Linked DNA regions of Mus musculus: regions 2, 3, 4 and 5 are each linked to region 1. Evidence: chromatin loops called from intact Hi-C (ENCODE). Cell type or tissue: gastrocnemius. All regions are shown on one strand.

The links. A loop is a pair of places that touch in the nucleus more often than their neighbours do. Peaks named below come from ENCODE experiments on the same cell type or tissue, not always from the same donor. Only the 100,000 strongest peaks of a DNase experiment are listed, where the experiment ranks them.
Region 2: a loop joins it to region 1, with 16 times the contacts of the local background. A loop is called at or near these places in 14 of 42 quality-filtered maps.
Region 3: it touches region 1 in a loop (22-fold over the local background); 18 of 42 quality-filtered maps call a loop at or near these places.
Region 4: a loop joins it to region 1, with 2.2 times the contacts of the local background. A loop is called at or near these places in 4 of 42 quality-filtered maps.
Region 5: a loop joins it to region 1, with 5 times the contacts of the local background. A loop is called at or near these places in 13 of 42 quality-filtered maps.

The regions. Positions count from the first base shown.
Region 1 is chr1:176,220,563-176,225,562 of GRCm38, forward strand. The region is part of intron 1 of Pld5 (phospholipase D family, member 5); the gene reads right to left. Among named protein-coding and RNA genes, the nearest start is that of Gm46173, 16 kb to the left of the region's middle. In gastrocnemius, a CTCF peak has its summit at 2,836 (motif pointing right); DNase peaks (open chromatin) are centred at 2,833 and 3,433; H3K4me3 peaks cover 791 bases; H3K27ac peaks cover 673 bases.
Region 2 is chr1:176,859,837-176,864,836 of GRCm38, forward strand. All of the region lies in intron 9 of Sdccag8 (serologically defined colon cancer antigen 8), which reads left to right. Among named protein-coding and RNA genes, the nearest start is that of Sdccag8, 48 kb to the left of the region's middle. In gastrocnemius, a CTCF peak has its summit at 2,502 (motif pointing left); a DNase peak (open chromatin) is centred at 2,511.
Region 3 is chr1:176,697,667-176,702,666 of GRCm38, forward strand. Gm26104 (a small nuclear RNA gene) reads left to right here and starts at 2,951; the gene lies at 2,951-3,060. In gastrocnemius, CTCF peaks have their summits at 1,174 and 2,320 (motif pointing left); DNase peaks (open chromatin) are centred at 1,299 and 2,322.
Region 4 is chr1:176,426,209-176,431,208 of GRCm38, forward strand. It overlaps Gm36536 (predicted gene, 36536), which reads right to left. Exons shown (of 4, transcript NR_151528.1): 4 at 3,903-4,584. Among named protein-coding and RNA genes, the nearest start is that of Gm36536, 99 kb to the right of the region's middle. In gastrocnemius, a CTCF peak has its summit at 2,444 (motif pointing left); DNase peaks (open chromatin) are centred at 1,037, 1,888, 2,415 and 4,247; H3K27ac peaks cover 2,337 bases.
Region 5 is chr1:175,933,773-175,938,772 of GRCm38, forward strand. No RefSeq gene overlaps it. Among named protein-coding and RNA genes, the nearest start is that of Becn2, 16 kb to the left of the region's middle. In gastrocnemius, a CTCF peak has its summit at 2,854 (motif pointing right); a DNase peak (open chromatin) is centred at 2,843.

The DNA.
Region 1 (5,000 bases):
ATACCACATTGATATATGCCCAACTACATACTATACACCACATACTCATACAATCACTCAGTATACACATCACACACAGTAGCACATGTACACACACAATACAGGTACACGTACACACACACACCTCAAATCTGATGGGCCGAAAAGGGGGTCTGTTTACACATAAAAGCTCACTTCTGAATAAGATTTTCAGTTATATTTGTGGGCATAATTTAAGGTATTTGCTTCAGCAGCACAAATCTAATGCCAAGGAAATCAAGGAAATAGCTGTGACTTTTGTGTGGAAGTATCGATGCCTCTGAATCATATGCTTTAAAATTATGCGCTTTTAGCCGGGTGGTGGTGGTTCGTGCCTTTAATCCCAGCACTTGGGAGAAAGAGGCAAGGAGATCTCTGAGTTTGAGTCCAGCCTAGACTGCAAAGTGAGTTCCAGGACATCAAGACAGTCAAAGATACACAGAGAAGCCCTGACTCAAACAAACAAACAAACAAAAACCAAGCAAACAAAAAACAAACACCCCCCCCACACACACACCAAAAACACGTTTTGAATTAAGCAAGTCTCACTTCAATAATAATAATAATAATAATAATAATAATTTAGAAAAAACTCCTTTACCTGTTGTTCTGAATCTGTCAGAATTTTGCCTTTACTTTCAGGACACACCCAGAACCTGGTCACTTCACTGTTTCATCTTATTGTACATGACTAAGCTTTTCCTTTCCTTTCCTTTCCTTTCCTTTCCTTTCCTTTCCTTTCCTTTCCTTTCCTTTCCTTTCCTTTCCTTCCCTTCCCTTCCCTTCCCTTCCCTTCCCTTCCCTTCCCTTCCCTTCCCTTCCCTTCCCTTCCCTTCCCTTCCCTTCCCTTCCCTTTCCTTTCCTTCTCCTTGGTGATTACAATATACTCCTGGTTGCCCTTTTTCATTTTCCTTATGCTGGGTTTTCAGCACAGGAACCATTTGGTTCAGGCATTTGGTTCAACCATTTGAACCCTGGGGTGGCTTAGCATTCTTCTTAAGGGTAGAAGCTAAAGTTTTCAGGACAGTCCTAAGTCCCGCCCATGATGGTGGGATCCAGTTTCCCAGAAGGCACCTGGGTGCTCAACCTTGTCCACTTTTTTTTTCTTTGATTTGTTTTCTCCAAAGCATCCCCATTTGCCTCCTACAGATCAGAGATGCAGAAACAGCCATCCACCCCGAATGCCTTTCTTCTTGAGAAATCTCTCCGCTAATTCTTGTATCTCTTTCGAGTCTTTGCTTAAATCTCTCCTTGTCGAAGAGGCTTATCTTGACTGACCCATTTTGTACTACAAACTGCTCACGTATTACATTAATTCTGATTCTCCCTTACCTATGCCAATTTTATTTTTCCCCCCACTGTGTGCTTTTTATATAACACAATAGATTGCTAGCATCCACTCATTAGAGCAACATACTGTTCATATCTCATTAGAATAATATATTCCTTACATTCCCTTCTTAGAATGGAAACTTCGTGATTAGGAGTTGTCTCTTTGTTCTGTTTCCTAACATACCCTAGGTGACCCAAACAGTCCCTGACGTCAATACAAGATATTTTGTGGTATTTACTGAGTTGAACTTCAAATTATAAAAACCTGCCTTAAAGATATTAACCCAACTAATAGTAGTAATTAAAAAGAAATTAGGAACCACGTGAAACTATGGATGGGTTCAAAAGAGATTCATCTTCGATAAGGGAACCATGAAACGTGCATTTAGTGGAATGTAATTTATCCTCTAAAAAAAGAGAAAAGAATAGTAGCCTAGTGGGTACTGCGTGGGCCTTATCAGATGTAAGGTTCTGAGTCTGAGCAACGCATACCACACACACACACACACACACACACACACACACAAACACACACACACACCACACACACACACACACACACGTAGAAAAATCTGTCATTAAGGAATTTGTGGGTGAGCCCTGAGAAAATAGGCTAAATGAAGGACTTCAGGCACAGAGAGACAAATACCGTATGGTCCCACTTATTTATGGACTCTGAAGGAGTCAAACTCATAAAAGTAAGATTAGCAGTCATCTTAAGAAGGATGGAGATAATGGGAAGCACACGAGTAACAGAGCTAAAAGACAAAGGGTATACAGGTTCACTTAGGAGGAGTGGAGTGAGCCTTAGAGACTCACTGCACAGCTCAGCCACTACTAACTCGACTAACACAGATTGCAAACACGCAAAAAGAGTATATTTTAAATATACTGCCATAAAAGTAAGTATAAGGATATTAATAAAGAAATTGATTTATTTATCTGTTTAGAGGGGAGGGGGTCTTGCCATGCTGCCTAGGTTGAACATAAATTCCCAGGCTCAAGCCATCCTCCTGTCCCAGTTCTGAGGAAAGAGTAACAGAGATTCCAAGCATGAATCCCAGGACTCTGGTGATGGGTTTAGTCTATCCACACTTTTAATTTACTCATTTAACAGTAAAAACAGGTAACAGGTATCTTGCTGCATTCCATAAGTATGTGCAATTATCATTTTCTAACTAAAAATAATATTTTTAAATCAAATATTTTTAACTGCCGGAACATTCTTTGCCCTTCTAAGACAAACAAAACAAAACAATAACAAAAAACAAGGTCTCCCTCTTAGACTTCCCATGGAAATCTCCTTTATTGATAACATACGTCAATTGCCAGTTACCACATCCATCTCTTATCATGTAAGGATCCTGCAGAGTTGTGGGTCCAAATATAATGTCTTTTGTTGATCATAAACTCGCCCTCAGAAATGGCCAAGCTGCGACTAAGTCGGCCCACTCTGAAGTTAGCATGAGTGCCCACCAGGTGGCGTGCGTGCACGGGCGTCGCTGTCTGTCCTCGGGAATATGGGCTCCCAAGCGTCCCAGGAAACCTGTTTTGTAAACATCCCCTGTAGCTGAGTTCACAAGCTATTACAGTCTAAGTGTGACTAGGCCACTGCTACTGAAGTTCAGAATTCCCCGGAAAGCCCCTTTCCACACTTCCTGAAAGCCCCTTCTCAGGAGTACCCCCATATTTCATAGCATCATGATATGTAGGCAGCGTTAAATGTGGATTTATTTCGAAACAACAACAACAAGAAAACTGAAACCCTCCGTATCTGTCTGTACTCATTTCTTCCTCTAACATTCTACGGCAAAACACAGGTTGCATTGCCAAGAGTTATAAAATTAGAGAGGAAACGAAAATCTGTTATTTTCAAAACAAGGTCTTTTAACTTAGCCAAAGAATTTTGAGTTTCAAAACAAGGCTCGTTCCCAAATGGTAGAGTTTTTACTAATTCACTGCTTTACGCACTTGTAGACTCTAACTTCACCAAATTTTGAATACATTCATTTTCAGCTATGCCAGCAACTGCCGGATAACCCAGCACTGTGCTTAGATGAACCCATCCTAGGTTATATAACACGCTCATGACATTCTGGCCGGGACGGCAAATTCTGTTGACTTCCTCACTGCAAAAGCGACAGAGCCCTGTAGAGAAAGAAAGTCAAGTAGCATAGCGATGTGGACAATGAAGTGTAGCGTTCCCCTTTTCCCTTACTTCCTGTCCGGCTTGGCTTCCTCAATTATTTAAGTAGCTTCCTGCTGCTTTCATGCCCACACTTGGAGACCTTTAAATATAATTTTATTTTTATTTTACTAAATGAAACGTCACCATACAAACTGTTCCAGAACAGCCCTTTCTATCCCTAGCATTTTATGGTAGAATCACGTGTGCCTCTGAAGGTCACTTGGATACCATTTAAAAAACAAAACAAAACAAAAAAACCCCCAAAAACTAACATTCCTGCAACATCCACTGTCCTTGAAGGTTTGGTACCCACAATGGTGTTCAACTGGAGGTGCTGTGGTAGACCTTTCTGAGGTAGGGTCTTATAGGTGCTGTTTGGTTGAGGGGTTGTGCCCTCAGAAGGTGGTGAACCCTGATTCTTCTCTCTGTGCCTCAGCTGTAGGAACCAAGGTTACCCCACACTCACCAAGAACAAACCTATGGGGTTGCCTAATCTTGAGCTTTGATACCCCCAAAATTGAGATTAAAGCCTAGCTCGCTGTGCTTTCAAAGGGGGTGTGCACCAGGCTTTTTACTCTAGTGGCAGAAAGCCATCCGGTGGAGAATTACCAGACTAAGAATAATACAGCGAGCGCCTCCCTATTGACAGCTGTGGAGACGATGTTTATAAAGTGGCCACACCTGGAGATTAACCACCACTGTAACAAGGTTCACAACCGCTGGTAATATAATGCAAAAGGATTACAACAGCACACTCTAATGAAAGGTGTTTTAAACTCAGGGGTTGTTTATTTGTGGAATTTGCTACTTGATATTTTGTTACTGCGGTTGGTTGCAGTTCACAAAATCTACTGAGTGTGAAACCCCGGGTAAGGGGAGATCATAAACCTTCTGTTAGGCTACCACGTACCTGCCTCTGAAGGTCTAGTTCAACCTCACTCACAGGAACCCTGTAAGGCAACGCTGCTTATTCTTTTGCATGGGTAGGGAAATTGGTAAATCAATAATATCCTCAAAGGTCGCAGAGCTAGCGAGATGCAGGTAGCCGTTCTATGCTTTCAAGCAGCAGGCTACACTCATTTTGACGTGTCGGATTTACAGCTAAGGGCAGCTAGGAACATGGTCCAATGTAAAACCATATGTGTGCTTAGTATTATGAGATTAATTAATTTCATTCTATTATTTTGCAACTTGATTTTAAGGTTCTCAAGAGTGAACCTTATACGCAACAATGTCAAACGTTTGGGCATATCTGAAAATAAATTGCCTTAAAATCTTCTTAGAAATTGACATTTGGAGTTTTAAAAAGGGGCGTGTGCATGTGGTAGTTTTGGCTAACTACTCTGTGCTCCTGGCAGGTCAAGCTCCCAGCCACCCACTGGATTCTCCAATAAAAGACACACACACACACACACACACACACACACACACACACACACACACACCAGTTAATTTTAAAATG
Region 2 (5,000 bases), 640 kb after region 1:
TTTTGTGACCAATTATGTGGTCAATTTTGGAGAAAGTACCATGAGGTGCTGAGAAGAAGGTATATCCTTTTGTTTTAGGATAAAATGTTCTGTAGATATCTGTCAGATCCATTTGTTTCATAACTTCTGTTAGTTTCACTGTGTCCCTGTTTAGTTTCTGTTTCCATGATCTGTCCATTGGTGAAAGTGGTGTGTTGAAGTCTCCTACTATTATTGTGTGAGGTGCAATGTGTGCTTTGAGCTTTACTAAAGTTTCTTTAATGAATGTGGCTGCCCTTGTATTTGGAGCATAGATATTCAGAATTGATAGTTCCTCTTGGAGGATTTTACCTTTGATGAATAGGAAGTGCCCCTCCTTGTCTTTTTTGATGACTTTGGGTTGGAAGTCAATTTTATTAGATATTAGAATGGCTACTCCAGCTTGTTTCTTCATACCATTTGCTTGGAAAATTGTTTTCCAGCCTTTCATTCTGAGGTAGTGTCTGTCTTTTTATCTGAGATGAGTTTCCTGTAAGCAGCAAAATGTTGGGTCTTGTTTATGTAGCCAGTTTGTTAGTCTATGTCTTTTTATTGGGGAGTTGAGGCCATTGATATTAAGGAAAAGTAATTGTTGCTTCCTGTTATTTTTGTTGTTAAAGTTGGCATTCTGTTCTTGTGGCTGTCTTCTTTTAGGTTTGTTGAGGGATTTTTCTAGGGCGTGGTTCCCGTCCTTGTATTGTTTGTTGTTTTTTTTTTTTCTTTGTTATTATCCTTTGAAGGGCTGGATTCGTGGAAAGATAATGCGTGAATTTGGTTTTGTCATGGAATACTTTGTTTTTTCCATCTATGGTAATTGAGAGTTTGGCTGGGTATAGTAGCCTGGGCTGGAATTTGTGTTCTCTTAGTGTCTGTATAACATCTGTCCAGGCTCTTTTGGCTTTCATAGTCTCTGGTGAAAAATCTGGTGTAATTCTGATAGGCTTGCCTTTATATGTTACTTGACCTTTTTCCCTTACTGCTTTTAGTATTCTATCTTTATTTAGTGCATTTGTTGTTTTGATTATTATGTGTCAGGAGGAATTTCTTTTCTGGTCTAGTCTATTTGGAGTTCTGTATGCTTCTTGTATGTTCATGGGCATCTCTTTCTTTAGATTTGGGAAGTTTTCTTCTATGATTTTGTCGAAGATATTTGCTGGTCCTTTGAGTTGAAAATCTTCATTCTCATCCACTCCTATTATCCGTAGGTTTGGTCTTCTCATTGTGTCCTGGATTTCCTGGATGTTTTGAGTTAGGATCTTTTTGCATTTTCCATTTTCTTTGATTGTTGTGCCGATGTTCTCTATGGAATCTTCTGCACCTGAGATACTCTCTTCTATCTCTTGTATTCTGTTGCTGATGCTCACATGTATGGTTCCAGATTTCTTTCCTAGGGTTTCTGTCTCCAGCGTTGCCTCACTTTGGGTTTTCTTTATTGTGTCTACTTCCCTTTTTAGGTCTAGTATGGTTTTGTTCATTTCCATCACCTGTTTGGTTGTGTTTTCCTGTTTTTCTTTAAGGACTTGTAACTCTTTAGCAGTGTTCTCCTGTATTTCTTTAAGTGAGTTATTAAAGTCCTTCTTGATGTCCTCTACCATCGGGTCTAGCTTTTCGGATGTGTTGGGGTGCCCTGGACTGGGAGAAGTGGGAGTGCTGGGTTCTGATGATGTTGAGTGGTCTTGGTTTCTGTTAGTAAGATTCTTATGTTTACCTTTCGCTATCTGGTAATCCCTGGAGTTAGTTGTTATAGTTGTCTCTGTTTAGAGATTGTTCCTCTGTTGATTCTGTTACCCTCTATCATCAGACCTGGGAGACTAGTTCTCTCCTCTGAGTTTCAGTGGTCAGAGCAGTCTCTGCAGGCAAGCTCACCTCTTACAGGGAAGGTGCACAGTTATCTGGCGTTTGGACCTCCTCCTGGTCAAAGATGAAGGGCCAAAACAGAACCTTTCCCAGAAGCTGTGTTGCTTTGGCCTGTCCCAGAAGCTGTTAATTTCAGTAGTCCACATTCTCACCTGTGCAGACTACTTTCTGTGGAGTTCCGGAACCAAGATCGCTTCCGCAGATCCTGAGGCAAAAACCTCCAGGGCCAGGAGGGCCCCTGTCCTCTCGCCTGGAAGGTGGCCGGATGTCTGGAGCCCGAAAACGGCGCTGCCTCAGAAGCTCTGTGGCTCTCGCCTGTCACAGAGGCTGTTAGCTTCTGTGGTCCACACTCTTGTCTGTGCAGACAACTTTCTGCGGAGTCCCGGGAGAGAAGAATTTTTAAAAAAGGAAAAAGAATGTATGAGGTGGACATTGTGTGCTATGTACCTGGCATTCACACTGTATTGAAATGTGATAACATGGTGTTGGAGTCTGTGAGTTTTCACCTAATGTTCTGATAAAACATACGAATTTTGCTTTGGGAGAGTATTAAAAGATAGGGACTGTGGATATTTTCAGTTCAGAAGCACTTTTTAATCCGAAGTAGTTGCTTGGTGTTTGTTGCCACCCAGTGGTCATTGTTTGTATTGCATTCAGAGTAGAAGGCATTGCTTTATGGCACTGTTGTTTACCCTTCTAGTGGCTGTGAAAGTTCCTGACCTGTTTATAAGAAACAAATACCAGAGCTCCCTGGGACTAAACCACCAACAAAGAGTACACATGGTGGGACTCGTGGCTCCAGCTGCACATGTAGCAGAGGAGAGGCCCTTGGTCCTGTGAAGGCTCTATGCCCCAGTATAGGGGAATGCCAGGACCAGGAATTGGAGTGGGTGGGTTGGTGAGCAGGGGGAGAGGGGAGGGTATAGGGCATTTTCGGAGGGGAAACCAGGGAAGGGGATAACATTTGAAATATAAAGAAAATATCTAATTAAAAAAGAAAGAAATGAAAAAAAAAAAAAACAACAAATATCAGGCCTGGGCAGTTCATAATGTTGTTTTCAGGTAATGGTGTGGAAGTACTGTCCAGCAATGGTTGTGTTCCACTTTCTAGATCTGTGGTTTGGGCAAATTATTTCCTGATTGAAAGCTGTACCTTTTCCTACCTGGGTGAGGAGAACACTGAAATCGCCCTGGTGAACGTGGTGACAGGACTCTGTGCCACTTAGGAAGCTTTTAGTGCATAAGGTCACTCAGTGAAGGGCTTCACTTGAAAAATGTAACAACTACAACTGAAGATGATTTTTAAGGAGAAAAAAAATATAATCTGGGAATCAATGAGGGTAGAATGTGTTGATAAAATTCAAGAATCAGGTAGCAAAGGTTCCAGGCTGCCTGCCTGCCTGCCTCAGGATCAAAGAGGCTGAGTGATGTGTGCAGGCATGGGCTTAGGAAGTCAGTAGGCACAAGAGAGGTGAAAGAACACTCTGAGGAAAATTTTCTTTACAAATGGCAACATAGAAGGTTCAGTAAATGTTAAAAAAAAAAAAAACATTTTTATTCTGTGTCTTAGATTTTAAGAGGAGCAAAAAAGCAGAAATAAGAAATTTGGGGTGGACAAAAGACCAGAAAAGCATTGAGCACCAGACTTCACTTGGGCATGGCCGTCATGCCGCTTGCAGCACAGTGTCTAGTGCAAAACAGAACCAAGCTGTCAGTGCACCTTACTCCCTCACCCAGCCGGGCTGCAGTCCTCGCAGGCATGTTTGTGGTGATGCTGGGATTAGCAAGCCTGGTGCTGCTTCAGAATGTGGCATATGTGGTTATGTAGTATATACAACCGTCAGTGATAAAAGCAACTGTGTCATTGGCCTTCATGTGTGTTGTATTGTTTACCATTATTTTAGACTGTATCCCTTGCGTGTGTGTGATCACACCAGCAGTAGCCTCATTCACCTCATATTCAGAGGGTCTCCTGATTGCTTCAGAAGCAGTAACATGACCTACAATATGCAGGCTTATGTAAGTGTCAACTGATATAGTATGCTTTTCTCAGAACATGGCCATTAACTGATGCAAATAGTCTCAGTGTAGGCTTATGGATAAGTTTCCGGTAAGCAAGTATTTATACATTAAAAGCAATACTGTGTTTTATTCATAAGTAAAAATCTTAAATGTATTGATAATCACTTTTATTTAATGGGCTTTGCTTCAAAAAAATAAATTCATATTTATAAGCTTTAAATTTTATGCTCACTAAACGTAAACAATAAATCATTGTGGTATATTAATTTATTATTCATGAGTCTTTTGCTGGAATTTCTAGGAAACTATAACAGTTGGGAGGAAGATTAGAAATGTCATAAAATAGGTTTCCTGGTTTAAAACTTCAGTTGGAAGATGTTAGTTTTGTTGTGGAAAATGTTTGACTTCTTTATGATAGTAATTTTTATCCTTTGGCTTAATAAAACTAGAAATAGAAATACGAAGCCCACAAAGTTATGTTTTGAAATAACTGTTGATAAACAGCATGCAGTGACTGCAAAGGAAGCCACATGAGTGGAATCCATTGGTTTGGGAAAGCAAAATTTCTCAGCTCCTCAAGGCTGGCGGCCATTTCCACCAAGTAAGGAAAAGGAGAACCCACCACAGATCCCCCGGGAAAAATGGGGTGCAGGCCCCACTTGGACATGATCATCTTAGTTGTGATGTAGCCTCTGAGGATTTTGTTTCTTCAGGGTTATACATCAGCTGTGGCTCTCAAAAATGAGTAAATTCGAGCCCTTGAACTACAAGGACCAGTACCCTGCAGACCCCTGTAGTGAGGGTTAGAGAGTCCTGAGCCTTGGTGAGGCCACCTGTTAGAGACGTTTTAGATTGGGGATGCCAGCTCCCTGATTTAGGTCCAAGGGTAAGGCGATTGCTTGTTGCTCAATCATTAAGACCTGAGGTAGGATCTGCTGGGGAGGTGGAGACAGGAGGATCTCTAGGACATAATACCAACCAGTCTATGTAACTGGTGAGCTCCAGGTCAGGTGGGAGACCATCTCTCAAAAATTAAGGTAGAGATGTGGTTGAAGTGGACTTTGGCTTCCATGTGTGTGCATATGTGACTAAATTTTTTATTT
Region 3 (5,000 bases), 480 kb after region 1:
TGTGCAGTGGTGTATACTTGCAAGCCAGGTGGTTGGGAGTTTGAGCTCACCCTATGTAAGATAGAGCACCCAAGGCCTCCTGGACTCCACACCAAACTTAGACAAAAATGTTGTACCTATAATAGCCTCTGATTACAACGTAATGCACTTAGAAATTACAACGTGGACATTTTAGAACTCCTTCCTAAATAATTATTGTGTTAAAAAGAAATCTAAACAAATTTTCAGACTGTCTAGAGAATGCAGAAAATAAAAGACTCCTGAAAAACAACTACAGCAGAATAAAGGCGGGTTATTAAGATTTTAAAAAAAAACCAACTAATAAAACATTAACTGTCATGAGGAAAGTGGCGTTAGGGTTGTAATAAATACAGAAGCAGAAACTAATGAATTAGGAAACAAATAGGGCTAATCTGTGCATAAAAACTATACCTTAGCAAAGAGGGGGATTCTGAATACACTCTCTCTCTCTCTCTCTGTCTCTGTCTGTCTCTGTCTGCCTCTGTCTGTCTGTCTGTCTGTCTCTCTTTCTCTCTCTCTCTCTCTCTCTCTCTCTCTCTCTCTCTGTGTGTGTGTGTGTGTGTGTGTGTGTGTGTGTGTATGTGTGTGTGTGTGTTGGAAGTAGAGAAGAGAAGACAGAAAGCACTCAATGAACAAACTCAGCAGGACAGACAAAGATTCAGGGAGACAATCACGATTCCAAGAAAGGTCCCACTCATATCTTTTCAAATGTTTGCCATCCCCAGTAAGAATATTTTGCCCTCTCTGGGAGCCTGAGGGAACATTCTTCTTCCTACTCCCTGTTCACCCCACACCATTCATAGGTGGACTATGCTTCTTCCATTCTCAGATTGCATAGCTCAGATAGGATCCTTATTCCCATCATATCTTTTTGAAATAGTTATCATTCCCCTTCTATGTATGAAACCACCATCCATTGAATCCCTACTTTGGGTTAAACAGAGAATAAGAGATTGGCAGACATATTTGCTAAACATGTCTTTCAGACATTCTTTTTATCTATAAAGATTTTTTTTTGTCTATAAATAATCTTTGTCTCTCTGTATATACAGAAGTTGGGGCTCATAGACTTTAGGTTTCGTTTTCAGTATTGTGAGGCTTCTGCTTCAAACTTCATTCTCTGCTCCAAAGTTGAGCTTTCCTCATGATGTTAGACTGCCTCTCCATGGACAAAGATAGAGATCACACTTTTATGAAACCTGCACACTGTTGACCAGTTGTGGAGAAGGAAGGCTAATTATAAAAACCAACAGCCACAAGTCCTCGACACCAACTTGAATCCCTCGCTGGGGCCAAGTTCAAAATCATGTATCTAGGAGCTTAAGACAAATAGGTTTACACATGCAGACTCAGGAGACCTGCCCTTGTACAGCTCAAATGCTTCAGCATGTTTGTGGTCTTTGTGCTTTCTGTGCCCACCATGATGCCGGAGGAAGTGGTTGCACTCTCCAAGGGCCAGGTGGACTTGAATACAGGTCTATTACAGAGCTAGGGAAGTAACAAGAAGCAGGTACTAGGGACAGCTCTGTGGAATAGCTCCTTGGCTAGTTTATCCTCTCTGTCTCTCTCTCTGTATGTGTGTCTGTCTGTCTGCCTCTTTTTTTCTGTTCTCTCTCCCTCCCTCCCTGCCTTTCTCCATCTTTCCTCCCTGGCCCCCCAAAGCTTCTATAGAGGTCTCCCACTGACCCATATCAACCAGGATAAAAAAGCAAGGGCACCTGAGGGAGGTATTAAATCAAGATTAGCCTCCTGCAGTGTCCTGCACAGAGGACAAAGGTAGAAAGAATTCATTAGATGGAAAAGCACTCCAAAAGGAAACCCAATGTTAACACTGCCTTGGTATCTATTCATGTGCTGTTCTTGTATACTCCACCCGCCTTAGAATAGAACCCAGGGCCTTGGGAATGTTGGGTCAGTGTTCTTCCACTGAGTAGTGTTTTCAGTCCTATGTTCTGCATCACTGTTTGTCAGGAGTCACAATTTTGTGAGTCTCTCTACAAAGCAGAACACAATTGGCTGATGGAAAGAGCCAGCTGGTCCACCAACCACTGCAAAAGCTAATGAGACTAATGTCAGGAAGAACAGACAGCTTCATGTCTCAGGTAAAACAAGAATAAAGACTATATTGAAGAAGTCCAGAAAGCAGACATGGAATACACAAGAGAATGTCTGGCAGAAGAGTTTACTTCAACATAATTAGTAAAAACCTGATGTCTAGATCTATCTATCAGTGACAAAGAATGAGGTGGAAAAATGATCTCCTGACACCAAGAGAATTCAGTCATGGGCAAGACTGCCACCTGCTGCTGGGGCTGCTGCAGTAGAAATGTCTGAATTGGGCAGAATGTTAGGCTAGAGAGCAGAGGACTCTAAAACTCTGACCCAGCATACCCATGGCAGAGCCAAACCAAGACCCATGTTGGCAATCAACCATCTTTCAGCCTATGAAGGTATGCCCCCAAAGTCTATATTTCCTAATTTATTTTCTCTGCTATGGCAACATGAGCACTAAACCACTAATTCTCCCATGCTGTTGTTTGAATTTTAAATACACCCCCCCCAAAGGCTCAAGTGTTTAAGATGCAGTACCTATTCTGTGGGTGCCTTTCAGGGGAAGTGCTCAGGGAGAGGAAGTGACATATTTGGAGGGTGGGCACTTGTAGTGGCTATTGGCATTCCAGCCCCTTCCCCACCTTGCTTCATAGGCACCATGAGATGAACATCCTCTGCCATGGTGCTGCCAGGCCCAAAGCACCAGGAATAAGTAACCATGGCTGAAAAGTTTTAGATTGTGACTTAAAAACAAGTCTTTTGGATCAGCAAGATGGCACAGAGGATTGAAGTGCTGGCCACAGAATCTGCTAGCGCACCTGAGGTGGAAGGAGAGCACCTGTAGTGAGAACTTGGGTTTCTTTTAAAACCCAGTTATGTGCTCACTTCGGCAGCAAATATACTAAAATTAGAACGATACAGAGAAGATTAGCATGGCCCCTGCGCAAGGATAACACGCAAATTCGCAATGGAGTACTACTCAGCTATTAAAAAGAATGAATTTATGAAATTCCTAGGCAAATGGATGGACCTGGAGGACATCATCCTGAGTGAGGTAACCCAATCACAAAAGAACTCACATGATATGTACTCACTGATAAGTGGATATTAGCCCAGAAACTTAAAATTCCCAAGATATAAGATACAATTTGCAAAACACATGAAACTCAAGAAGAACGAAGACCAAAGTGTGTACACTTTGACCCTTCTTAGTATTGGGAACAAAACACCCATGGAAGGAGTTACAGAGACAAAGTTTGGAGCTGAGACAAAAGGATGGACCATCTAGAGACTGCCATATCCGGGGATCCATCCCATAATCAGCTTCCAAACACTGACACCATTGCATACACTAGCAAGATTTTGCTGAAAGGACCCAGATATAGCTGTCTCTTGTGAGACTAGGCCGGGGCCTAGCAAACACAGAAGTGGATGCTCACAGTGAGCTATTGGATGGATCACAGGGCCCCCAATGGAGGAGCTAGAGAAAGTAACCAAGGAGCTAAAGGGATCTGCAACCCTATAGGTGGAACAACAATATGAACTACCCAGTACCCCCCAGAGCCCGTGTCTCTAGCTACATATGTATCAGAAGATGGCCTAGTCGGCCATCAGTGGAAAGAGAGGCCCATTGGTCATGCAAACTTTATCTGCCTCAGTTCAGGGGAATGCCAGGGCCAAGAAGTGGGAGTGGGTGGGTGGGGGAGTGGGTGGGGGAATGGGTCGGGGACTTTTGGGATAACATTGGAAATGTAAATGAAATAAATACCTAATTTTTAAAAAACCCAGTTATGTTATGTGAACATGCTTTTATTTTAATCCCACCTGTAGGACATGGGGGCTGCTTCAGATTATCTACAGCAGCTGACTATTTGCCTCATGGGTGCCCTGGCAGGGGTGTGATTCTGCCAGCTGCACAGTTTAATTCTAAGGACTCTGGAGATTTGGAGAGGATATAAATGCCAAAGCCCAGAGACAGACTTGAGGGGGAGGACTCTGAAGAAGGAGGAGGAGGAGGAGGAGGAGGAGAAAGAGAAAGAGGAGGAAGAGGCTGCTCCTGGTTGCTGCTGTGATCTGACAAGAAGTTAGAGATATCCTGTCTAGATTAGACTTGCCCCAAGAACCCAGCAACCCTGATCAGCAGTAAGTAGTCTAAAGAGACCTACACCTCCTTTCCTCTCTATCCTTCTTTCTTCCTACCCAGTGTTGGAGCCTAGCATAACTGTCCTCTGAGAGGCTTCATCCAGCAGCTGATGGAAACAGATGTAGAAACGTACAGCCAAACATTAGGCAGAGATCAGAGTCTTGTGGAAGAGTTGAGGAAAGGATTGAGGGAGCCGGAGGGATCAAGGACATCACAGAGGCAACCAATCTGGGTTGATGGGGGATCACAGAGACCAAACCACCAAACAAATAGCAGGCATGGGTTAGACATAGGCCCTCTGTGCATTTGTAACAGATGTTCAGCTTGGTCTTCATGTGGGCCTCCTAACAACTGGAGCAGAGGCTGTCTCTGACATCCACTTAATTTTGTAGTTAGAAAGGTTTTGAGAAAATTTAAAGTGCTTTGCAAAATAGAGATCAAATATCCTGATTTTCTCCATAGTTTGGATTATGACCTAGAGTGGAAGTGAACTGTTAAACTGGACTACCATGTTAGGGGTGTTGCTGTCATTCTGGATCCTTTCCATGGATCCCACACTTCAGAAATACAAGCATTGAAAGCAGACAGCAAAGCACTCCAAGGCTGAGGGCATTAAAAATAGAATAAGTCAGGAACACCAGTGCCCTTGGAAAACACACCTTTAATACACTAGAATGCAGCTATACTCTGCTCCCCAAATTCCCTCGTGAAATTATAAGCTGAAAAATGTTTGTTTCCTACAACACAAGGGCATCAGGTGCCCAAAAGCCACACATGGGGTACA
Region 4 (5,000 bases), 210 kb after region 1:
CTTTAGTATCAAGCCCTTTAAATTCTAGAAAATGCCAGAAATGTCATTTAAACGCTGATCTAGCATCATTCTGTGAAGTGTCTTTTTTTTCCTTACTTTCACCAAATCCAGACATATCTGGTAACCCCAAACTTTCTCCTAGATTACCTCAGTACCCCAGACTTGCCTGGCACAGAACACAAATGGCTGTAGTGTTGATGCCCCAGACTGGATATTTAAGATCCCAACAAGTACTAGAGTCACAAGACTAAAGAGATCATATCTTACTTGTGCCCTAAACATAACACACACTTATGACACCATTCTCCTCCTCCTGTGGTCTATCTGCAGAGGCCAAGGGATGAGGGAGGGGTTTAAGTTTGCTGGGAGTCTAGTGTCTGTCTCCTTTCATGTGCAAAGCCTCATTGTACTGTTTTATTCCCTTTCTTGACTCTCCTATAGCCTTGGATCAGAGGTTAGGTCTCTAACTAAGCTGACCTCCCTGAGGCTGTCCCCTGGCTACCCCCTTCCCATCATTGGTCACATCCTTTCGTGACTGTCCAGTTTTTCTGTTGTGCACGGAGCCCTGGAGGCCCCTGAGCATAAAGCAGGTCATGAATCAGTTCTCTATGTCCTTGAGAAGGATGGCAGAATGTGTTCATAGATATCAGTCCGTTAGAAGCTTCCTTCTCTACTGGTGGCTAAAAGGTCTTTTCAAATACAGACTAGGATGTCCTCAAATCTTGGTGACAGGGGGAAATGAGAGCCAAAATCTCTTTGGGAGTCACAGCAGCAGGTCCATTTATTCAACTGGGCTCAGTTGAGATCTTCCCCCAGGTCTGAAGAGCAAGGTCTTTTGGTTTGTTTTTGTTTTTGTTTTTGTTTTGTCTCTGGAGTTACCAAAAGTCCAATTCTCTCCTTGCCCTTCTTTGTGTCCCAGCAGATGCCCACAGATCAGACTTGTGCAGGCTTGTGCCAACAGCTGCTGAGTGCTCTTGCTTAAGCCTCTGCCAGAAAGGTCCTGGCATCAAGAATTTTGGGTCATAGAGCAGGGCTGGTCCAGGGATCCTTGGTCCCTCAGAGGCTGCCACTCTGGACATTTTCCACCACACAGCAAAATGTCAAGCTCAGGAGGTCGACAGCCAGGAGAGATTCCAGTTGAATCTTGGGGGGACCGCATTGCTTATTAATTTATACTTGGTAGGCCACAGCAATAATGCACTCTCAGCAATGATCCACCTGTCATGAATAGCACAAGCCAAGCAAATACTGACGCTGTTCTGTAGACAGGGATGCCTGATATTACATAGACACATTCTTGGTGTAAGAAACTAAGATCAAGGTTAACTGATTCAAGGATGACAAGTAGAAGCTCATCTACCTGACTACCTACTAAGTGCTACAAACATGTTTTCACCCCTGCTAGAAAGCGGTCTCTGCTCTATTTCAAATAAATAAATAAAAGAACAAAGTAAAATATATTTATGGCCAAAGAGTAGGCACCAAATAAGAACAGTCAAAGGAAGATGTTACTGAATGGATGGAGACTTTAAAATAGAAAAGTTTCCTTTACCTCAAATCCATGCATAATTTAGAATTCTTTACATCTTGGCTCAAATCAATGCATTAATAAATGAGCTATCACTTTTGCAAAGAAGGGGGAAAAAATGGTGCTTACTTCTTTTGAGCCTAATTGGCAAGATGTGTTGGCTCTCATACAGAAGCTGCTGTTACCTCAACTGACCTTAAGTAGTTGTCTGCTGAGTAAATGCAATCTGACCCATCCTAGCCTTTTTTCTAAAGCGGTGCAGGATATTATGCTTACCCCATGCTGGCAGCCAGGAGGTGTGACGGAGGAAAGTGGAGAAGGCAAACCCAGGGACTGTCCAAGATTGTGGTTTCCAGCGGAGGCAGGGACCAGCTGAAGAGACTCTCTTCCTCCCCACCAGTGTCTGGCAGTGTTCACTAAAAGATTTGCAAATGTGGACGTGGCTTCTGGCTTCAGCTCACTCTCAGATCTTTCCTTCTGGACCCCTGGCCATAGCAGAATCAGAGTTCAGGTCTGCATTCGCCACTCAATCTGCTGCTCGAAAGGGGAAGTCAAAACACAGAAACCCATATTTTTGCATAACTCAACTGAATTACTAGATTAAGATTAGGGATCAGGAAAGGGAAAATGTATAAATGTATATAATAAATGTATATAATGTGCCAATTAATATAGTCTATAGTGTAACGCTAGCAACTAATTGCCAAATTCCTTGTTGGGTATCCACTGACTCAGCCCTCCAAAGAGGTCAGTTTGTCTGACACAGAGGGTTGGGGCCAACCTGATTCTTCTACACAGACACTCCATAGCACCTATCCACAAACCTGTCCAGCTATCCCAGGACTATACATAATGATGCTTTTCATTCAGAACCAAGTCCCCTGACAACACTTCATTTCTCACCCCCTGCTGGTGAGCCAGGTGTCTGCCAGGAGTGCGCATGGAGGACATCAGAGGTGTGTTGCCTTTTTTTTTTAAATCCTCCAGGGAGGCAATTATCTATTAGCAGACATCATCTTAGTCATTTTTTTTGAAATGTTGACTTTCTCTGCTCTATAAAATAGAAACAATGATAATTAAACTTTATTTCCTAGCATTTTTCCCTGTGCTACAATTTTATCTTTTCTGAGCTATATGATCACTGAGAGTGAGTGACAGAGAAAAGAAAACTGAAGCAATGCAAAGGAGAAAACATTTCAGTTGTTTCAAAATGACATGGAGCAGTTGAAGTGATGAGATGAACAAAGCCCATTTTTAGGCAAAAAAAAAAAAAAAAAAAAAAATCCCAAAACAAAAAACATTGCTAGGACAATACACACACATTCTCATGTCCATGTCTATATATATATCACACACAAACACACACACATATATTGCACACATCACAGCATACACAAATAAAATGTATGCATAACACACATACATCACATAAACAACATACATAAATTATACACAGTTATCAAGCACGTCGTATATATGTATCACACACATAATACAGACATCATATATGCAAACATAGCCATTAACTTCCTACAGGAATGGCATCGTGAGCATCTTCATACTGCAACTGTTCACCAATCACAGTGATGTCCCAGGGACTCAGCAAGGCATAATTGTGATGAGGCTGAGGCTGAGGGGGACTTTACTCAGTGATGGACATTCTCAGCTGGACTCTGATCAGAAACTAGAAACGGTGTTAGGACATCTGTGAATAGCTTAAGAGCCAAATGAACTTGTTCATTTTCTCTTCAGGGAATGCAACAATAATGGGCTGAAGCTTCTTGTGTCATGGATAGCTAAGCAGAAGGATGAGCAGGAAGGGGTGGGGCCAGCAAGAAGCCTGCTTGGATGGGATGGTTGCTGCCAAGACCAATGACCTTGAGACCCACATATTGAAAGAGGGGAATGACTCTACTAAGTTGTCCTCTGGCCTCCACACATTCTGTGTGGCACACGCATGCCCCCACACATACATATGCACAAATAAATAAACATTAAAACTTGTATTTAAAAAAGGAAGAAGTTTAGAGTAAAAGTCACACACACACACACACACACACACACACACACACACACACACACACGAGATAAAAACCGAAGAGGCACAATCAAGAACGAAGCTTGAGATTGCTGCTCCTCTCAGTTCCGTCCCTGACCCAGTTTGTTTCTGCTTGCCAAAGTCCTGCTATTTCCCCATCACTCAGGTATGTCTCCTCTTCCCTTTCCCACCTCCCTTCCACCCAGCCCGCCCTCCTGCCAGCGTCACAGGAACTCCCGAGGCGCGCCTTGCTCCTGACCACTCAGCACTTCCGGAACAGTATTAGGTACTGTCTATAAGTGTTTTATTAATGTGTGTACACACACAAGCATATATGAGTCTTTCTTATATATTTATGCCATCCACAGATATTAACAGATCTATTAGTGCAGTGTTGAAGTCATAATGGGAAGCAACCGTCGATATTTGTTCTCAGTAGGAGAGCAGGAAAAGGAAAGAAGTCATTTCAGTGTGGTATGATAATTAAACTGAAGAGGTGTGACCAAGTTCCTCAAAAGACCTTATTAGCAAAGATGTAACAACTTTTCTTGGGAAAGGTGAGATCTGTGCTAACACGTGCATCATCTGGAGAAAAGGAGACTCCACGCTGATGCACAGGTGGCCACGCCTCCCGTCGACTCCGGATTGAGCACCTTGCTGCCCCCGCCATGTCTTCCTGAACTCGCCATCAGCAAGCCATCCAGACCCTCCATATAAATGATAGATTGCTGCCAAGGAGTCCAGGTGACTGGTGCTCTAATGTCTTGTCGTCAGCTGTACGTGACAGTTTGGCCATAAACTTGTCTCTGTGTAGTCAGCATGATTTTAGGTAACGTAATTTTCAATCTGTCCACATTGAGCAAGATGAAAACTCTGCCTGTGTCCTCACTTATTTTTGTCCTGGTGGCCTGAAAGTAATGATTCTGATGCATAAAATTGAGACGCGATCAATAGTCTCTTGAATATTTTCCAACAAAAAAAAAGCTTTTAAGAATCATTTCCTCTTTAGCAGCTCGTGCTGAAAAGACAAGAGAGATAACAGATATCTTTAAGTTTTATAACTGAACTCCAATATAGAGTCATCTACTTTTTAAAATATATAGTCAAATTTTCTAAAACTTGACCCTTTGATAAAAAATCTGGTATAAATGCATAGTGAATTAAATACATTAATCAACCATCCATTTTTTATTCACTTCACTCAATAAAGTATGTATGGTCCATAGTAAAACTCAAAGTCAGCAAATGCCTATATTTCCGGTAATTCCCCCATAGAGCCATCATGTGTCTATGAAATGTTTGCATGTCCCCAAAGCATATGATTAACCTGAAAATTCCCTGTCTCAAATTTTAACCTACTCTGAGACCAGATTCATCAGCACATATATGACATAAAGTGAGGTGATTCTTCCTCCAAGAATGGGCTCTTTTTTT
Region 5 (5,000 bases), 290 kb before region 1:
ACTCCTGAAAGTGTCTTCTGACATCTAGAGGCACACTATGTCATCCCTCTCCCAAATGTATAAATGAACAAATAAATAAACTACCTAATGTAATATACATTTAAAACAAAAAGCCCTCCTTTGGAACAGTAAAATAAAGGATGGAGAAAGGAAGACAAATCTTGTTTTGTAAAATCTTAACTACGACTCCCCATACCCAGAGCCCAGTGCAGACCCCTGTCAGGGCCCTCAGTTGAGTCTCTGTCCCCACAGTCCACCATCCCTAGTGTTCTTTCCAGCTCACACCCAACACACCCACTTGTTTCCTTCTGCAGGCTTTGGGTTTAATTCCCACACCTTGAGTGTTCTTGCTCTATCTGTTTCTTTCCAGTCTGCTGCCTTAACTGTGGTCGAGGGAAGGTTTTCGCTCCTAATGCAGTTCCTGTAGCGACGCTGTTGCCAGGTACACATTTATATTTAACTTTGAGTGTGCTTATGGGTTCGGCAATCACAATTGGCTTTGACTTATTCTCAGCCAACAATTAGTGGGGCTTATGAGAGTGAATGCGGGTGCGTGTGACTTGCTGTCTCCTGTCTTTGGGGAGGTAGGTGGGGACCATTTCTTCTCCGTTTGTGTCACGCTTGTGTGGCTGCTGGCCTGTTTGTTCCCCATGTTTCAGAGGTTTTGCTCAGGCAGAGAGCACAGCTGGGAGTGCTCCCAGCCAGGGGAAGAGTATTACGGAGTAATTAGCACCACTGAAGAGGGTACACTGAACAATCTGCCTAGGACTGCCAGCTCGACTTTAAGTTTCTTTTTAAAATCTTGGCCTTTCCTTACATACTTTTAAATTTATTATTTATTTTTTATTTATGCGTGGGACTGTTTGCTTGCATGCATGTTTGTGCAGCACGCCTATGCTTCTGTGCCTGAGAAGTCAGACAGGGCATAAGATTTTCTGGAACTAGAGTTTATAGTCCGTCATCAGCTGCCACGGGGGTCCAGGGAACTGATCCCGGGGCCTCTGCAAGAGCAGTCAGTGCTCTTAACTATTGAGCCATCTCTCCAGCCCCTGCTTTATGTATTTTTTTGTCATGTAAAAATATTAGGATAATGCATTTGTGAGTAATAGACATTTGAAAACAAGCTCTAGGTTCAGTGAAAGACTCTGTTTAAAAATACATGTGGAGCGGCTGGAGCGATGGCTTAGCAACTAAAAGCCCCGGCTTCTTTCCTGAGGGTCTGGGTTCAATTCCCAGAACCCACATGGTCTGCAGTTCTAGGGGACCCAGTACCCTCACACAGATCTACATACAGGCAAAACACCAATGTACACTGAAAAACAAACAAACAAATTTTGCCAGGTGGCCCATGCCTTTAGGGAGACAGAGGCAGGCGGATGTCTGAGTTTGAGGCCAATCTGGTCTACAGAGCAAGTTCCAGGACAGATAGAGAAACCCTGTCCCAAAGCAAACACGTAGAAGCTAAGCATGTGGTACACACCTTTAATCTCAGAACTCAGAAGGAAGAGGCAGCTGGATCTCTCTGAATCCAGTGTCAGCCTGGCCTATAGAGCGACTTTCAGGCTTGTAGTGAGTGAGACTTTGTCGAGTCAACCAGTAAATCAATAAGGTGGAGAGTGAAAAAGGTGATACAGGTAGTTGACCTTTGGTTTTCAAACACACACACACACACACACACACACACACACACAAGGGCACTTGCATGTGCATATGCATATACCCACACTCGAGAATTCTTTATCATTACCTACAACCAACCTGGCAAAGATAAAGCCATTCTGGGCAAACAGACACACTTAGTAAATTGACTGACCCCTCTTCCTGCACGGCCTCTGTGCCTCCGCTCCTGGGTGTGAGCTGATATATTTGGTGTTTCCTTGTATACTGCCCTCCAATAAAGGACATTTCCTGTGAACACAGTGCTTGATTCACCTCTCCTTTTCGAATGTTACCAGTTGATAGCTTCTACCAGGTTCTGTTTCTTGTTTTACAACTTGAACATCTCCGAGAACGGGAGACATCTTCCAGACACTCAATTTAGAGTCCTGACTTGCTTTTTAGTCATAACAAAGTACACATTTATTTTGTTTTCACTTGTTTGGGTTTTTGTTGGTTTTGGCTTTTTTAAAGACAGGGGTTCTCTGTGTAGCCCTGGCTGTCCTGGAATTCACTCTGTAGCCTAAGCTGGCCTTGAACTCACAGAGATCCACCTGCTTCTGCCTCCCCAGTGCTAGGATTAAAGGCATATACCACCACTGCCCAACTTCTCCCTTTATTTTTATGTTGGTTCTGGGGATTAAATTCAGTTTGCCTGGTTTTCTCAACAAATTTGGAAACGCGATTTTCCCGTCTCAACTTTCCAAGTGCGGGGATTATAGGTATGTATTCACAAATACACACTGGGGTGATTTTGACATTTTTAATTGAATACTTTTTTACTAATAGGACATACATACTGAACTACTATCCTGTACTTACTGAGTGTTCCTGTCTGTCACCCACACTCAGGTCTCCATAGTCACTAGCTTGTCTCTGGACCCTGAATAGCTTCCTCCAGCCCAGACCTCCATCATTCCCACCGGTGGCTAGAAGCTTGTTAAGAGGTGGCGCTAAGGGACACTCCAGTGTCTGCCCGGTGTGGAAACAGCTAAAGACGGCTCTCTCGACCTTCTATCAGGACTGCAAGCTCCAAAGGCAACACAGGCAGCACATTTCACCCTTGAATCCCACTCAGCAGTCAGTGTGGCCCTTTACATGCAGTACTTGCTTCATGCTTTCTGTCGCCGCCGGGGAACACTGTTTCTACAACGTGAATCAAGAGTTCCCTCTTGGAACTACCAACTCTCACCACTAGATGTCAGACCAAACTCGATGCTTAACACTAAGTTCCTGAGCTGTTCGGATTTCACTGGGGTTGGGTTACTCTGGCCATACTTGGGAAAGCACTGGCCAGGTTCTTCTTTCCTATTAACGACTACTTTAATTACTCATCTGTAAAGGGGAGAGGATTGGTGGGCGAAGGTTCCAATCACATCATGTGATGTCTTCCCTACCTGTTGGTTTCCTTCCTCCCTTCTTTCCTTCCTTTCTTCTGTTCTTCCCTCCCTCCCTCCCTTCCTTCCTCCCTCCCTCCCTTCCTTCCTCCCTCTCTCCCTCCCTTCCTCCCATCCCCCTTTTCTTTCTTTCTTTCTTTCTTTCTTTCTTTCTTTCTTTCTTTCTCTCTCTCTCTCTCTCTCTCTCTCTCTCTCTCTCTCTCTCTCCCTCCCCCCCCCTCTCCCATTCTAAGCCATTTTCAAGTTTCTGATTCTCCTGCCTCAGCTTCCCCAGAGCTGGAGATTTCAGGTGTGTGCCATCATGCCCTGCTCTATGCTTCACTATTCATTTGCATTTTTAAGTATGTGAAAAATAGGGGGTGAGAAATAGGTTAGTCTGGAATGGATTCAGCAATTCAGTAATACCATTCTCAGAATTAAGCCTCATTTTCTAACACACACACACACACACACACACACGCGCGCGCGCGCGCATACACACACACACACACACACACACACACACACACACACACACATATATACATACATAGATACACACACACATATATATGCAAATATGTAATAAATGTTTTATACTGTTATCATTCACATTGTTAATTTACATTTTATACTTATGTGTGTGTGTGTGTGTGTGTGTGTGTGTGTGTGTGTGCATGTGTGGAGCAACCTCTGCCTTTAGTTAATGTTCTATTGCTGTGAAGAGACACCATGACCCAGGAAGCTTATAGAAGAAAGCATTTAACTTACAGTTTGCTTATAGTTTCATGATCGTCATGGTGGGAGCCATGGCATCAGGCAGGCAGGCATGATACTGCAGCAGTAGCTGAGAGCTTGTATCTGATCCGCAAGCACAATGTAGAGAGAGTGCAATACTGCGTCTGGTGTGGGCTTTTGAGGTCTCAAAGTACACCCCCCAGTAACATACCTCCTCCAACACGGCCACACCTTCTAGTCCTCCCCAAACAGTTCCATCAACTGGGATCCAAACTCAAATATATGACCTTTGGGGACTATTCTTATCCAACCTACTACATCCTTGGATGCAAGGAGAGGATGCATGGAGCTGATGTTGAACCAAACTCAGGTCTACTGTCAAAGCAATAAATGCTCTCATCTCTGAGCCACTTCTCCAGATGCTATATTCCACATTTTGGCGGCTGGGGGGGGGGGGTGCAGGGGTGTTGTTTGTTTGTTTGAGAATATCACTAGGTTGTTCAGGATGGTCTTGAACTCCGAGTTTGAGTGCTTTTCCCACCTCATTCTGCCAAGCACCTATTGGTGGACTACCACATCCTCCTCCCCCTGCTTTCAGGAGGATGGACATGCTGCAGGTGGCTCATGCGCCCCTGGACACTTGCTTGCTCACCCAATGCTGCCGACACACACCTCCTCTAGCTGTCCCAACATCACCTGCCACCTCTGGACTCTTCGGTCCATCTCCTTAGGCATGTGGCTGTTGAAGTTTCTTTAGATGTTACTCTAAGAACTTGTGCATGTGGGAAGACCCCATGCGGTTTCTAATGTCTGCTTGCTGCTATGGCAAAGCTGAAGACAACACACACACTCAAGCCTTCCATTTTACCTAGAAAGACTTTGTCACTGTAGGAGTTAGAAAGGGCCATTACAGTAATGGCCTTGGGCCTTAGGCCTACATTATAGACATTTTCACTTTGACCGAGTCTCCCCTAATGACTTCACTATTTCTTACTCAAAGCCCACACAGTTTATTCTTCTATAATGACCTGGAGTTTTCCTGTATATGTGGTATGCATCAGTAATAATAAACACATGTGTGCGTACACATGTGAATGTGTGTGTGCATGTCTGTTATATGTGTGAACTTGTGGGAGACAGTTAATTCTCTTCTTCTATCATGTGGGGCATGGAGATGAAGCAGCCGCTCTCCAATGGGGCACTGCCTGGGCCAGTGGTCTATGGCTTCAG